2 separate regions of the Homo sapiens genome follow, and region 1 is linked to region 2. The links are chromatin loops, found by intact Hi-C in ENCODE. Cell type or tissue: dorsolateral prefrontal cortex. All regions are shown on one strand.

The links. Hi-C counts contacts between places; a loop is a spot of excess contacts. Peaks named below come from ENCODE experiments on the same cell type or tissue, not always from the same donor. Only the 100,000 strongest peaks of a DNase experiment are listed, where the experiment ranks them.
Region 1: a loop joins it to region 2, with 11 times the contacts of the local background. A loop is called at or near these places in 5 of 110 quality-filtered maps.

What each region holds. Positions count from the first base shown.
Region 1 is chr2:163,938,687-163,946,686 of GRCh38, forward strand. No RefSeq gene overlaps it. Among named protein-coding and RNA genes, the nearest start is that of FIGN, 210 kb to the left of the region's middle. In dorsolateral prefrontal cortex, no CTCF peak of the experiment used is centred here; a DNase peak (open chromatin) is centred at 4,945; H3K4me3 peaks cover 1,050 bases; H3K27ac peaks cover 1,931 bases.
Region 2 is chr2:164,011,206-164,019,205 of GRCh38, forward strand. No RefSeq gene overlaps it. Among named protein-coding and RNA genes, the nearest start is that of FIGN, 280 kb to the left of the region's middle. RefSeq lists enhancers at 4,333-4,382, 4,423-4,572. In dorsolateral prefrontal cortex, a CTCF peak has its summit at 3,125; a DNase peak (open chromatin) is centred at 3,016; H3K4me3 peaks cover 1,131 bases; H3K27ac peaks cover 1,148 bases.

The DNA of each region.
Region 1 (8,000 bases), 73 kb before region 2:
TTCCTGGCACTAAATTCACAAATGTAAGAAAAATTAAAAATAAATTACCTCTTCCCCTTTTTATGGTTTCAACAGTACCACTGTCTTTGAGTGTTCCCCAAAGAGGGTACATGGGGTCAGTTTGCACATAACTAGCAAGGTTGAAACACTATTTCTGTTTTGTTGCAATCTTTCCTTTATGAGAAGGCTAGCATTCCAATATTATTAAAAATGCAAACCAATAAGACATAAAATGGCTTGCTTATTGCTAACATTTATGCAAAACCACTTAAAATGTTAAAAATATTAATCTCCTACCCTATGTAGCAATTAATGCTGCACAGACGACGACAATTGTTTTTTTCCACTGGAAAATCACCAGCAATCCACATTCTCCTCTTCTACTTAATTAACGCAACTATATATATCCTTCAAAGTCACAGGAAACTGGTGTAATTGCTTTTGTAAATTCAACTATCTCCAATGAAGAGCAGATTGCTAAATTAAATGCAAGTAATTTGAAGCTTAAAAAATCAGAAATATAGACATTCTTGCCTCTGTATAGTGTGAGGTGATATAGAGGTCAGCGAAAGAAAGGAGAAAGCAAGAATTCCTGGATTTGCCTTTGATTCTCTGTTATTACGAACATTTTAAAGACCACTTTTCAAGCAGAAATCATGTTATATAAAATAATTATAATCAGCCATAACATTGATGACAACATAGATGTGTGCTGAATTGATTTGGAATCAAAAATTGTGTGTGTATGTATGTGTAGAATAATCTTAGCAATTCTGAAAAGCAGAAGACAATAAGGATAGCAGAAACAAGGCTGAAAAGAAAATTCATATTTTTTACTTATTTAATTTCCTCTAGAGAAGATAAAAGAGAAGAAAATGGGGAAGGGAGAAAGGAGAGAGGTGGAAAGACAGAGATCAAAGATGAGATGTACACAGAGGATCCTCATTATTTATGGATTCTGTATTTGAAAATTTGCCTGTTCACTAATATTTATTTATATCCCCCAAATCAATACTTATGATGCACTCAAAGTCTTTGCAGATATGCACATGTGCAGAACAATGAAAAAGTTAAGTTGTCTGACACACGCATTCCCAGCTGAGGCCAAAGTGATGCCCTGCCTTCTTGTTCCAGCTCTCATACTGTCACCAAGTGTCCTATTCATTGTATATTTAGCGCTTCAGTTTTTGCACTTTTGTACTTTTTCTTGGTGATTTCTGTGTTTAAAATGACTCCCAAACATATTGCTGAAGTGGTGCATTGTGTTCTTAAGTGCAAGAAAGCTGTGATGTGTCTTACTGAGGAAGTATATGTGCTAGCTAAGCTTCATTCAGGCATGTTGGCTGTGAGTTAAACATTAATAAATTGACAACATATGTTAAATAACATGGCTTTAAAGAGAAACACACATGGAACAAGGTTACACACTGATAGGGTGATGAAAATGTAACCAGAGACTTACAGGAACCTAACTCTATATGTCTCCTAAGAGCAATGATTCAGTATTTGCTAATTCCATTTTGCAGGGACTTTATAGAACATAACGACCTTATACAATGGAATGTGTGGGGTGTGTGTGTGTCTGTGTGTGTGTGTGTGTGTGTGATGCAAGGCAGAAAGAAAAAAGAGATAAAATGGGAGAGTTATCTCATGTCTTGATTAAGTGTGGATCACTTATCTAGAGGAAAGATTAAAGTGATCAAATAAGAAATAAAATGATTCGAAGAGCAAGTGGAAGTTAATTTAGAGTGGAAAAGGGGTCACAGAAGACAAGGACTAAGAAGAAACTTCAAGAGCTTAACTTTCCTTCGTTATGCAGATGAGGGATGTGGGAACTGGCATAATGGTCAAAGCAAGGCTCTGGAGCCCAGTTCAAATGGTTCTCACCTTCTTAACTTCCCTGGGTCTCATTTCATCATCTCTAAAATGGGAAAAAATATATGTCACACAAGACTGTAGGGAGAATTAAATAAAAAAATAAATCAAAGATTATAGAGAGGTGTGTAGCATGTATTCAAGCACTAAATAAATAATTTGATTATGATTAAATGGATAACCAGACTTACATTTACTCAGAAACTTGCCAGTCCGCATGTCCCCTTATCCTCTGATTAGCGGGTTTTTGTTGTTGTTGTTGTTGTTGCATCATTCTGGGGCCCTGGAGGTACCAGTTGGGTTGACTCACTTCTAGATGCCATCATGATAGTTGGCATGGGAAAGCTTATATACCCAACATATGCCTTTGTAGCATGGACTACGTAGTTGAAGAAAAATGCAAGCAGGTGGTTAAGAGAAAGATAGATAATTGCATCAGTTTTATTATAAAAGAAAATAATTTCCAAAGAACAGAAGTAAGAAATCATGCTGCCTTGTATCCATCCACTACCCAATCATCTGGGTTCATAAAATGGAATTGACTTTGATTCCCACTATGAAAATAAAGGAAACTCATGTAAGAGGGAGGAGGTTTTATTCATATCCCCCTTTTTAATGAAAAGAAAGAGAAATAACTGCATCTTGAAGTCTCAGTTTCTTCATGTCTAAATGAGAACAATAATATATACTTTTAAAAATAATGTTAAAATCCTAGAATTCATTTATCTTAGAACATTCTACCAAATTTGGAAATGGAAGCCTAAAAGGTAAATTTTGTTAGGATTTAAGGTAATTTATTTGATCTCACTTTTCACTATTAAGAAAGCCATTGAATGAAATAAAATTACCGTGCATTACTGTGATAGTTAATTTTGGATCAACTTGAATGGGCCATGGGGTACCCAGATGTTTGGTTAAACATTATTCTGAGTGTAACTGTGAGAGTGTTTCTGGGTGAAAGTAACATTTGAACCAGTAGACTGAGTAAAGCGCATTGCCCTCCCCAATGTGAGTGGGCTTCATCCAATCCACTGAAGCCCTGAATAGAAAAAAAGGACAGATTAAGGAGACTGTGCTTCTTCTCTGCCTGTCTTTGGGCTGAGACATTGGTCTTCTCTTGTTTTCAGATTTGGACTCGGATAAAAGTTTTACCATCAGCTCTCCTGCTTCTCAGGCCTTTAGACTTCATTTGGAACTACACAATCAGCACTCCTGTGTCTCAGACTTTCACGCTCAGACTGGAACTACATCATTTGATTGGCTGAGTCTCTTTCTTTCCAACCATAGATCTTGGGACTCCACAGCCTCCACAGCCACACAAGCTAATTCATTACAACAAATCTCTCCCTCTCTCTGTCTCTTTCTCTCTATGTAGATAGATCTCCTATTGGATCTATTTCTCTGGAGAACTCTGACTGGGTAATACATTACCTTTTATATCACATCTTCACAGACCTACAGAGAAATTCTGTGCAATGTGTGATGAATAATAATAATAAACTATTATTTCACTTGTCAGAGGAAACAATTCAGGATACGTCTGCTATTTTAATACATTTAGCTGATCCTTTTTTTTATTAACATGAGTGACTGGTACAGAGCTGGTAAATGAAATCTACAGATTGTATAACTTTGTAGTTCCAGATTAGAACAGATAACGTTGATGAACACTTCAAAGAATTTTGCTTTTTGTCCCACTTCTCTCAAAGGGATTCTGGCAAAAGTTCATATTTTCATCTAGAGAAGCATACCATTTTAAAAACATATTTATCTTTAAACCCATTCCATTACCTGCCTACATTTGTATTAAGTACAAATTTTCATGCAGTTCTTGCTGTGTCCTGTGATATATCTCCCCATAACAGATTCATTGAAAACTGTGACTTTAAATTCAAAATCAAATAATGGTACATTTTTAGCCATTTCTACTGTCTTTGATACAGGTATATTTTTATGAATAGGACTTATACTTATTTCTTCACAACTAAGAATAGTATTTGTTAGTGTCAATTTAAAGAAGTATTCCATCAAATAAAATAGTGTGGTTGCTGCTGTTTTTTCATTTTACAGTAGTGCAAATTGGAACATATGATCATGAGAGGAGACAGGACTATACTTCAGTTAATTGTCCCAAGTGCATACTATTTATTATATATTTGAAGGCTAATGAACTCTGAGCTGTAAAAATTCACCTCATTGAATTTCAAGAATATTACAAATAGGTAAGGAAACTAAATAAATCAACAGATTTACTCAATCTAAATATTTATTTTTATCCATTTCTAGAGTGAGATGAAAGCATTCCCCATCATCAGAGTGTAGGCTTAATGTATGAGAAGACCATTAAACTCCCATCACTTAAACATAATAACTGCCTCATGTGTCTATATGATGTTTCCAAGCTATTTTTAAGCCATTTAAGCTTTTCAGTTTATACTAAACATCCACCCAGAGATTTCCTGTGAAATTTGGTGCAATATTTTAAGTGATTGGCGCAACTTGATTTTAAATAAATTTTAGAGTAAAAGTAATTTCTAAAATACAACTTACATAATTTTCCTCAATGCATCACTGGCTCTGAATAGTGGCTTTCAAGTTTAAATCATTAAAAATCTTTTAGAATCCCCATGCAGCTATACTTTGTATAGATCTACTGTAAATTTTAAGGAGTTACTGGTACAAAAATGACAAAATAACATGTAGTATACTTTCATATTTCTGGTTACCCAAAAAAATTTAGAAGAGCCAATATTTCACAAAATGTGTGGAAACAATAGTAAAGAAACAGAAAAATTTCAAATAAGAACTAAAATGATTTTTGTTTCCTGATAAAATGTTTGATCTGTGAAGAGTGCTATTGGCTAGAATAGTATTTTGTGAATTAGTGTGTCCTGGGACCTGGAGGACTGTTACAGGGAACTTTGGAATTTCACCTGGAAGGAGCGGATGACAATTGGGAATGATTGGCTGACTCATCAATGAAGACAGACAGCTGAGGTAGGATACAAAAGAGCTATTGATGGCTTTTGTCTATGTCAGACAGAAGCCTAAGGGAAGGGTGACTGCTCTCGCCTGGTGTCATGGATGTCACATGATAGAAAGTTTTATGTTTGTTTCTGACATTAGGCAAACAAAAACCTTTTGAGGGCTGAATTAGGCTTTTGTTTTGAGCCTGCAAGCTGCTACTCATTCCTATTGATGAGTACTGATCTGATTTCAGCCTTTTCATTTTTATGGTGTTAACTGTGTGGGGAATGTGTGTAGAAGGCCGGACACAGGACCACCGACCCCATCTCCCTTGAGTTCACATATCTTTTGGAATTTCCTTTTTTTTTCTTTTCTTTTTTTGTTTCGTTTCAGGAGGGGGGCTGTCTCAGGAGCTTCGCAATCTCTTTGCTTAAATGAACAATATGAGTTAGGCCTTCTGAAATCAGTTTAGCAAAAGACTCTTTTTTCTTTTCCCTCTGGAAAAGGATACAACACTATCACCACAATTCAGCTTTGCTTGTCGGGGTCTGTGCAAATTGTGAGGAAAAGAGTGCTTTGAGGGAGACTTTCTATTCCCTTTGGTCCCTATGATCTGTATACTCACTTAAGGTTCTGAGGTTCAATATATGATGACTTGGCAGGAAAAGATAAATCCATTTTTTAAACGCATGGTAAGGATTGCATTCTTGTTGAGGGAGTCATATATTGGAAAAACCGAAGTCATTTTTAAAGCCCTTGATTATGGCAGACTTTTAAATATATACATTCACTTTGAATTAAAAGAACCCAGAGAAATGAGAATAATTTCTGCTTTCTGTGGCCAGACTTTGAAGTGGAGAAATGTGGAAGTAAAAGCAAATAGCATAACCTGTTTTAATCAAAAGGAGTCTAGCAAGAAACAATCAATTAAAGAACAGTCTGATTCTCTGCGACATCAATGTATGAAAATCTGTTAGACGCCAGATTGTGTCTCAAGACACATATGATGAACTGAACAAAATGACCTGCTAATAGCTTTTACGGGTAATAAATGCATCATGTTATTGGTAATTCTGCAGATGGTAAATCAAGCTAATATCGAAGCTGAAACAAGCTACTTGTTAAATGTAGTTCAAAATGATTTTCTCTGTTATTCAAAAACTGTATTATGCTTAAAAGAAAGATGATTATGCCTTATATTTCTAAGCATCTTAAATGGATAAACATTCCCATTCTGCTATGGAGTCATTTTAATTTTTAAATCCTTTGGAGAGAGCATGCCTGAAATAAATCTAAGCTGAGAAACGCTATGTTTATTTAGATTATGAGCAGGAACTAAAATGTAAAACCTGTGCTGAAATTGAAGTGTGACTCTACTGCATACAATGCACATTAGATAATATTTCCAATCAGCATTTGGAACACTGACCTGATGAATTTGAACATTTGAGCACAATGCACATTAACAAATGGTGAAGGGATGGATATGCCAATCATATTATTGACTCTCTTGGACAGTCTGATGTACCCAAGGAACATTTTAGCTTCAATTTTATTGTTATATATTCAAAAGTAGATAGCAACACAATTCTAGGAAGGAAAGGGAAGTTGAAAAAGAGGAGTCAGGACAACAGCCCAAGAGAAAACTCCAATAGGAAATGAAAGGCTGTGACTACCCATGATATACAAGGGGAAACTCAAGAATGAAAGGAAAAATTAACTCTGCCGATGGATAGATCAGACCACTGCATCCCAAAATAAGCCCCTCCCATCTTCGAGGTGGCTATTGTTAACCTGACATTGTACATGTCATATAAGGAAGCCCATTAATTTGTATTAACTGAGAATAAGATCAGTTATAAATGCATATTTATTTTTTTTGAAGTGCAATTTCAGGTATATGAAAAGGAAATCTTCAATGATGGGTTTATTTTCAAATAAATGTAATTTAAGATGTATGCATGTTTTCAGACTTATGTGTTTTCATATATATTTACACAAATGCATTCATGTATATAAATAGGCGGACATATATATACATATTATAATTTTATGAACTGCTAATACTATTGCAATTCTAGGAAGCTGCAATAGCTTGTTTGGAGTAAAAGAAATATTTTTTCTTTCCTTTAAAAAAGATTATATATGTCCAGTGGACTCATATTTCTAGCTTAGAAAGTGTTCAGGATCTAGAGTCTTTAAAAATTGAATGTATTTTAATTCCAAATTTACCTATTACCTGAGACATCTTGAAGAAAATCAGTTTAAGGTCTTAAATTTCCAGTATTTTACTGATAAAAATTTAGCTATTTATTAACTCTATGTTATGACTTTAAAAACAGTGACAGTAATTCTATTTTTTAGCAGTTATAAAAGGGTAAAATATCACCTTGTTAGAACAACAGATGTTTATAATCCATTAACATCTACTAATTCACTGCAGAACCAGAAATTTATAGTAGGACTAATTCTAGGCCAAATTATGAAGCTGGGAATCATTACAATCAGCAGTCCTTCAAATTCCCCTAAGAAATCCTTTTCACAAAGATTCATAATGTCTTCTCTAGCTCTTTTTAAGGCCCCTTGTCTTTACCTAGGGTCTCCCATTGCCATTCCTCACCTCTACCAGCCTTTCCCGTTAACTCAACCCAAGCACTATGATAAAGGCACGAATAAGATATTACCTCGGCAGTTTCTAGAATGTTTTCAGCTTAAAATACCAACAAATACAACTGAAAGTGGGCTAATTCATAAAGACATTTATTATTTTACATAGCAAAATGTCCAAAGGAGGACAGCTCCAGGTTTAGTTCATTGGTCAGCTCAACACTAGCAACTGTTCCCCCGAACTCTGCCATCCTCAATATATTGACTTATCCTTTTAGGCTCCGTTTCCAAGATGGCAACCACAGTTCTTTGTATGACTTGAAGATGACAATATACGAAAGCCAAAAAAAAAAAAAAACAAAAACAAAAAAAAAAAACAAGAAACTATCTCATGTACTTTTTTAAGAGTAAGGAAAAACTTTTGAGAAGTTATTCAGCTGATTTTGTCTTAGTTGTCATAGCAAAAAATGCACCACATACCCACGCCAAAACCCATCACTTCATAATGGGAATCAAATCACCACTACTGGCTCCAACCAATCATGACCCAT
Region 2 (8,000 bases):
TGTCGGCCATATTAGGAAGAACATCTAACCTATTTTTACTTTGGTGTTCATTAACAGGATATTCTTGTTTCTAGATTTTAAAAATTAAGCTTTATCCTTACTATTCATTTTGTGGATATAAACATTGTGCCTTTGATTTGAAATTTCAGTAAAATTTCAAGTGGAAAAATATAGAAAAATAATTTTAAGTTGTATAAAATGCAATTTAGTACTGACATGCAGTTACTCGCTGAAAGTAACTTCTATCTCTATATAATGTATACACAAAGACATTTCTCCAAATGGCTATTCTTATTTCTACCTAATATTTGGTTTAATTAATTGGTAGAGTGAGATAAGAAAACTTTCCAAGTTGCTTGTGCAGCTAATTTTATATATACATATACATATGCATATACATGAAGTAACAAAAGTTGTAACTATTCTTATTTTTCTTCACAAAAATGAACCCTCCATGATGCTTTAAAAACAGATTAAATTATAACCAGTGTTTATCTGATTATGATTTTTTATTCCTCATTTTACAAACTATTTTGGACCTATCAGACGCAGTCACTGGGATAATATTTGGGATTGACATGATGTGGTTGAAGAGCTATATTCAAGTGAATTTGGAAAAAGAAAGTGCTATTTCCAGATAAAGGAAATTGCTTTTTAAAGTCCAGTGGACTAGCCACCTAAAATGAGGATGGAGAATGGAGAACTGGAAGAAAGGAAAGAAAGGGAGAGGAGGAAGAAGGAAGATATGAGAGAATAAGAGAAGGAGCAGAGGATGGGAGCTTAAAATCTCATAATGGGCTTGGGATTGGCTGTTTAAAATCAAACATACTTCTTGAGTATTCCTTTCACTTAGAAACAGTTACAGCTGCCTCTTCATTTATGTTTTCAAGATTCACTAGAAAACTGCAGCATTCATAAGGAATCTTAATCCCTTCTTAAATTTTGAAATGTTGGATAATAGCTTTGGGGCAATGCTCAGCTGCTTGAAACTCACACAGTTTTCCTACTAGTGTAATATATATATATATATATATATATATATATATGGAAACATGGAAGTAGATAATAAAAGAATAATTTATTTAATACATTTAACTTATAAACAATTTAATATATTTTCAAGTTGTTTTTAAACCAATCATCTAAGAAGAAACGATGTCAAGAAACAAAAACATCATAGAGTACTTTCTCACTTTATGAAGCTTAACGTTAATAGGTTGAAAATTGAAATGTAAATTGATAACACTTTGCCATAATGGGATAATGCAAAAAAAAAAAAAAAAAGAGCTTGGATGTTTTGTGATTATCTCCTTCTAATAAACTTTATAAGAGAGGTGGATTTAAATGCATTCTGAATCACAACATTTTAGAACACAGACCTTGAACAAGATGATTTTTTTGTTTATGAGTTGAATGAAAAATCTGTATTTAAAAGCATTCTCTGATTACTTTTTTTTTCTGTCAGTGGGAATTTTCTGTGTGTGGGTGCATGCGCTCATGTGCGTGCATGTGTACATGTGCACACGAGGCTACATTGGGGACCTCATGCAGTAAGTTACAATGATGGAGCATGACAGTCAGAATAGCACACACTATTAGCTGGACCTCAACTCTATTACAGTGCTATGTTTGGTGACATAGAATCAAGAGACTCAAGGATACAAGGTCAAAGGTAGCAAAACATTACATTAATCTGTTCTCTTCACAGATACCAGTGTATCTCCATGTAAAATACAGCATTTGCTGCTTAATTATGAGAAACAAATGCCTAAGGATATTATTTAACAACAACAACAAAAGAACACAAAATAGTTGTCTCTTAGCTAAAGATTTGTAGATAGCTTTTCCCTAGCTCTTATTGTTTTTCTCTTTTTATGACCTCTACAGTTATTACTGGAATTGCTCATGATACTATAAATTGACTTAGTGGCATTGTATTCATTCATCCCTTGCTTCCTAAGTGCCCACATGAAAATGACATGAAAATAATCAATCTAAAATGAAATTAATAAATATCCTACCTAGGCACGCCTTATATATCACAGATGGACTAGATGACATAATATGCAGAAGCTATTTTCAATTGGTGAGGAGACAGAAAATTGACATCAATTTTCATAACGAACATTGAAAGAAATACAAAATTTAATTGCTGAATATCACTTCAAAGTAAATGATCAAATTTCAAGAGAGTGGGTTTTATTGTGGGATTGTCACACTAACTTCACGTTCTAAAAAGAGAAAAAGAAATTGGTAAAATAACTATCATATTCAGCCACACTACTTAACAAAGATCTTTTTTACTAAATGTGCCACCGATTAATATGCCTAGTAGCAGAATCTGCTAAGTGATCAAATAGTTATTAGGGATATGTATAAATGATATAAAGCTACCATACTTGTAAGGCATAATTAGCTATCACCCACGTTTCTTAATCACACAATTCATAAAATTGTAAAAACTTATTTTTAATATTTTAAATTTTGGATGATTATGAGCTCTAACTTCTGTCTCAACAGACTAGGGAAAGGTATGATATATATTCATATACTAGTATAATAGATGAATTTTGCTTTAAAAGGTGCTCCTGGATCTTTGTACATTCCCTACTGCTATATTCTCACATTCTCTATATGTTCTGTACACACCCCATCAGTAGTTCTAGGAGAACTAATTCAGAAAGTCTACCATTTTGAAATGCTAGAATGAATGTATCCTAAATAGTTCAGCTGGTACTGTACAGTTATTCTATCTGGTACAAATAGGCTTTAGCTAAAGGCACCTAAAATAAATAAATAAATAAAATAATAAAAGAAGAATCAAATCCCTCTGAAATTCTTTCACATGGTCACTGCCTTTAACCTCCCTGCCTCAGTACAAAGTTACTCTGTGTCCTTCACTTCTCTGGTTACGATAGAGCTATTTTCTGAGGAGCGATTCATAACAAAGAATTTTCGTTTGTGAGAGCTGTGCCTAGACTGACGCCATGGGCCTTTCCCCACCCCAAGAGCCTTTTGTTTTGTGCCAAAAGAATTGCTCCATTCATTATCCCCACAGATGCTTGGCCTGAAGGCAGAGAAAGTCAGTAAAAACAACAAGAAGCTGAGTTCTCCACCAGCCTAGGCTATCATTATCTACACAAGAGATGATGAGTTTGTAATGAAGTTGACGAGGCTTATTCAGACACTCGCAGATTGGCAAGAGGATAAAAAGTGTCTTCAATTTTCGTGTTGTCTGATGTTGAAGTTAGCTGTCATCCGGCACTAGATTAGTCACACTTTGAGGCAGGGCTTTGGAGAAGGGGTCAGAACAAAGCTACTGTACTATGGTATTTCACAGTCTGAGGAACAGAAGCATAATAAATGTGCTCTGTAATTTAAATCAAGGCGCTGCTGTGGGAAATCGCTGCCTTTTTCACTGGAGGTATTAGTGCTGGGCACTGTGCTTCTTGACATCGCATAACATATAAGAAGTCTGCACAACTTTGCTCTTATAATTGGAATGAATGCAGTGATTATATTGGATGAGGCTCTTCTGAATTCAGCAAAATAAAGACTCACTCGTCACAGAGGATACATTAGATTATGTGTGTTTTATGCTTTTTTAATTCAATTGAAAAATTGGCTAAACATGAATGAAATTCTAATTGGAAACATTTCACACTTTGGCAATATAGATGGTATTTGATAAGTGTTACTGTTTTCCATTCAGTAGGGAATTCTTAGAGCTGAATAAAAAAATTCTTTAAGTAGGACCACAAATTAACCATTTACCACAATCAAATCGGTGGGGTTATAGAAAAAAAATTCCCCTTAAAATCCTAACAAAGCAAACTTTTGAGGAAGGTAATGTTACACACTTTTGGAGGAAGGGGCAATGCCAAGATTTAAAGATAGCCCTTTAATTTACAAGTTAATTTTAAACATTTATTAAAATTTTTTCCAAGATGTGGAAACAGTGTTTCAATTTTAATTTTAAAATGTCAGAGCTTCAAATAGATGTGACTGATCAAAATACTTTAAAAAAACCGAACGAGAAATGTTCTATAAAATGTTTAAATAGAGCATACTCTTACCTTTCAAATATTTAAAAGCTTGAAATGGAAAGCTTTGTCTAGAGGCACTCAGTATTGGGCGAGCTGAGTGTTTCACATTACTTATTGTTCCGTTCTCAGATATAATTCAGACTTAACTTTGCCTGTGGTCTTCCACTGTAAAATATGAAACTCATGAGCTAGCTCATTGTCTATGAATGTTTCCCACTCCCCCACACTCCGTGTTCCAGTTGGTTGGGTCACAGAAGTGATTTCACTTGCTGGCTCTCAGAGTGTTCAGCCATGTATGCAGGGGTTAGTTTGCCAGCCAATGGTCCATGAAGGATGTGGGTGGAGAGGAGGAAGAGAGAAACAGTTACATTTTTTTGTAATGGGAACTTCTAGATCTAACAACTGTCACTAAAGGCTGCTACCGTTGTTGCTTACTGTTCACTTTCTGATCTATTAAGATCACCTTGACTCAGCAGATCTGTAGCCCAATGGAAGAAAGAAAATAAAGACATTGGCGGAGGCTTTGTTCAAGATCCCTAGTCTTGATGCTGATTATCGATCAGGTGATTAAGGCAGATGAAGAGGTTTTTTGAAAGCCGAAGCCTCTGTTTGTGTCTGTCTAGTGTGCCCCGAAAGGGGTTGGGAAATCAATACCCTCAATCACGGCAGAGAGCATTTCTCTGTCAGTCACATGCACTGAAGTGATTAGAATTGAGTCATAAGGCAATGAATAACTGGCACTGGCTTCCTGCTCCTCTTTTTCACCTCATAGAAAGCCTAATGAACTCTCTAGGTTGAGGGGACAGGCTTACGACTCGTGTAGCACTATTAACATACCATCAGATAACAGCAAACCCCTAGGTTAAAGTCGGAATTAGAGATATTAATTTCAATCTATTGAAAGACTGATGCCAGGGAATGCTTCAACCTACCAGGCAAATATAAAAGGGTAGCTGAGTGGCTAACAGTGCAATCTCTTTTCTCTAATATTAAGACTTAAATACACTTCTATATTTAATAAGATGGTCAGAAAGAACAGGGATAAATAATTTAGCAAATGACTTTACAATAAAATATAACACTCCTCCCACATCTCAAATGTGCTGATAATTCTTCCCAAATTCTCCAAATTGAAATATTTTTAAATGTTAATTTTTTTGTTCACAAACAGGAATAATTTGTTCTATCATTTAAAATAAGCATGCTGTTGTGTTTCTGGGCTCACAGTGGCTTCTGGCAAGTATATGCCCTACTCCTAGCCTTGGGGGAAAAAAGCACCCATACTATTATCCAAAATCTATAAAATGTGGGGTAAAGAATGTCCCATTTCTCAGACTGAAACTGCTGAGGAATACTGGATGTTACAAGTGATCTCTTGAGCAAAACTTCGTGAAACAATGTATATATAATCCATGATAAGAGGCAATCAAACACTAACAACCCTTTACAAAATAGATTTTTGTCTGACAACAGATATGAATGTAGGTTCCAGAGAAAAACAGCACAACATAATTCAAAAAGCAAGGCAAAATCAACAACAAAAACTTAAGTAAATCAGCTGCTGTACTAATTAATCAGCTTATGTAACCTTACTTCTGCATTTTGTTATCCTATTGGCACCTTGAGTTTGCGAGTGGTGCCTGTGAGCTTAGTATCTAGAAGCCCTGCAGTAGTAAAAGTATCCTTCGTATTGCTACTAGCTACTGTTATTTATGTGCCTCTGTGGCAGTCTTTGTTATTTATCAGAGACTTTTTTTTTCCGTGTAATCATGATGTAACTTTCATTTCCAAATCCATTGACCTACCAGGCAGCCTCCACTCTGCCAATTCTCTTGTCAGGAATGCAACGTTCAGGCTGGTCTATGGGCTGCTCCCTCATCCATTCTTCTTGATAGTGCATTTGCCTTAAAGTTGGACTTCCCTGAATTGACTTCAAGGCTCACAACAGGAAGAGTTTAAAAGGACTTATGCAGGTTTTTTTTTCCAGTCTCATACTTTCATAAACTTATATGATTAGAGCGGAATAAAATAAGTGATCTGGTCCAACCAATTGCCTATAATCACAAATCACCTATGTTATCACAAACTGATTATGTTCTGACAAACTGTGAAGAAGCCTTGGGGGAAGAGATTATACACCCCCCTCAGTGATATTTTCCAGTCTTTAGTTGGGAAGCTTTTACATACAAAGAAAAATAATTTTCCTCGTATTTCATTTTCTGCAAAGATAAGGCAATATGGTAGAGGACAAGTAGCACTTGAACTATAGGAACATGACCAAAGTTCTCACTTTGGGAGGCTGAGGCAGGTGGATCACATGAGGTCAGGAGTTCAAGACCAGCCTGGCCAACTTGGTGAAACCCCATCTCTACTAAAAATCCAAAAAAAGTTAGCCAGGCATGGTTGTGGGTGTCTGTAGTCCCAGCTACTCGGGAGGCTGAGACAGGAGAACCACTTGAGCCGAGGAGGTGGAAGTTGCAGGTTGCAGTGAGCCAAGGTCGTGCCATTGCACTCCAGCCTGGGTGACAAGAGTGAAACTCCATCTCAAAAAAGAAAAATTAAAATAAAAGACCAGAGTTCTATATCCTGATTCCTCTACTTTTGTGAGACTATAAGTAAATAATTTTCCATCTCTATACCATAGTGTGTTTATCTAAAGTCGAATTCTTGTAGCTTGGCCTATTGATATAATTAGGGAGGAACAGAAGTATATATATTGTAAATTCTAACGAGTAATGTATATTTAAACAAGTATTTTAAAGAAAATAAAACAGGCCAGTGTCATCACATAAATACTGTCTCATTCCCATTGAACAATTATTACACGGCAAATGCTTTCATATGAATTATCTCATTTAGTTCTCACAGCAGCCCTATGAGACAGGTATTACTGTCTTTATTTTCATATGGGAAAAGTGAAGCTTGGAAATGTTAAGTGATATATTGAAGGGTATACAGCAAATGTTGAGGTTGAAATTCAAACCCTATAAGGTTAATTTCAGAGCCCATTGTATTAACCTCTCTGATAGTCTACAAACTGGAGATAAGCAAGAGACAGTGTTATGTCATAGCAAGAATATGGGCTTACAAGTTTGATAGACATGCCCTCTAAGTTTGCTTTTGCTGCCCCCAGCTATATGACATTGAATGAGTCACTTAAACCTTCCCATCTTTAAAATGGGGTTTGTCCAGTTGTGGTAGCTCATGCCTGTGACCCCAGCAGTTTGGGAGGCTGAGGTGGAAGGGTTTCTTTCAGACAGGAGTTTAAGACCAGCCTAGGCAGTACAGTGACACCACCATCTCTTCAAAAAATAAAAACAAAATGGAAAATAATTTTTAAAAAATAGGAATAAATGCTACTCATTTCCTAGATGTTTATTGCAAAATTACAGGAGGATTAAATAAAATAATATCTAAAGGCACTTAGCACAAAGCCTTAATTGTTCTATAAATGGCTTCAATTATCAATAATAAATGATATCAGCCTTAAGACTGACCTCTGTGAAAAATGTGTTTAACATTCATCAAATGAGAGCTCTATCTGAGCATATCCGAGATGTTGAGATTGAGCACAGATCTGCCATCAGGAGCTCACTGTCGGCTGGGCGAGGTGGCTCATGCCTGTAATCCCAGCACTTTGGGCAGCCGAGGCGGATGGATCACGAGGTCAGGAGATCGAGACCATCCTGGCCAACATGGTGAAAACTGGTCTCTACTAAAAATACAAAAATTAGCTGGGTGTGGTGGCATGTGCCTGTAGTCCCAGCTACTCAGGAGGCTGAGGCAGGAGAATCGCTTGAACTCAGGAGGCAGAGGTTGCAGTGAGCCAAGTTTGCACCACTGCACTCCAGCCTGGTGACAGAACGAGACTCTGTCTCAAAAAAAAAAAAAAAAAAAGCTGACTGTCTAGTGATACTACTAAAGTACACCTTCAGTGTAACTCTGAGTTAAGGA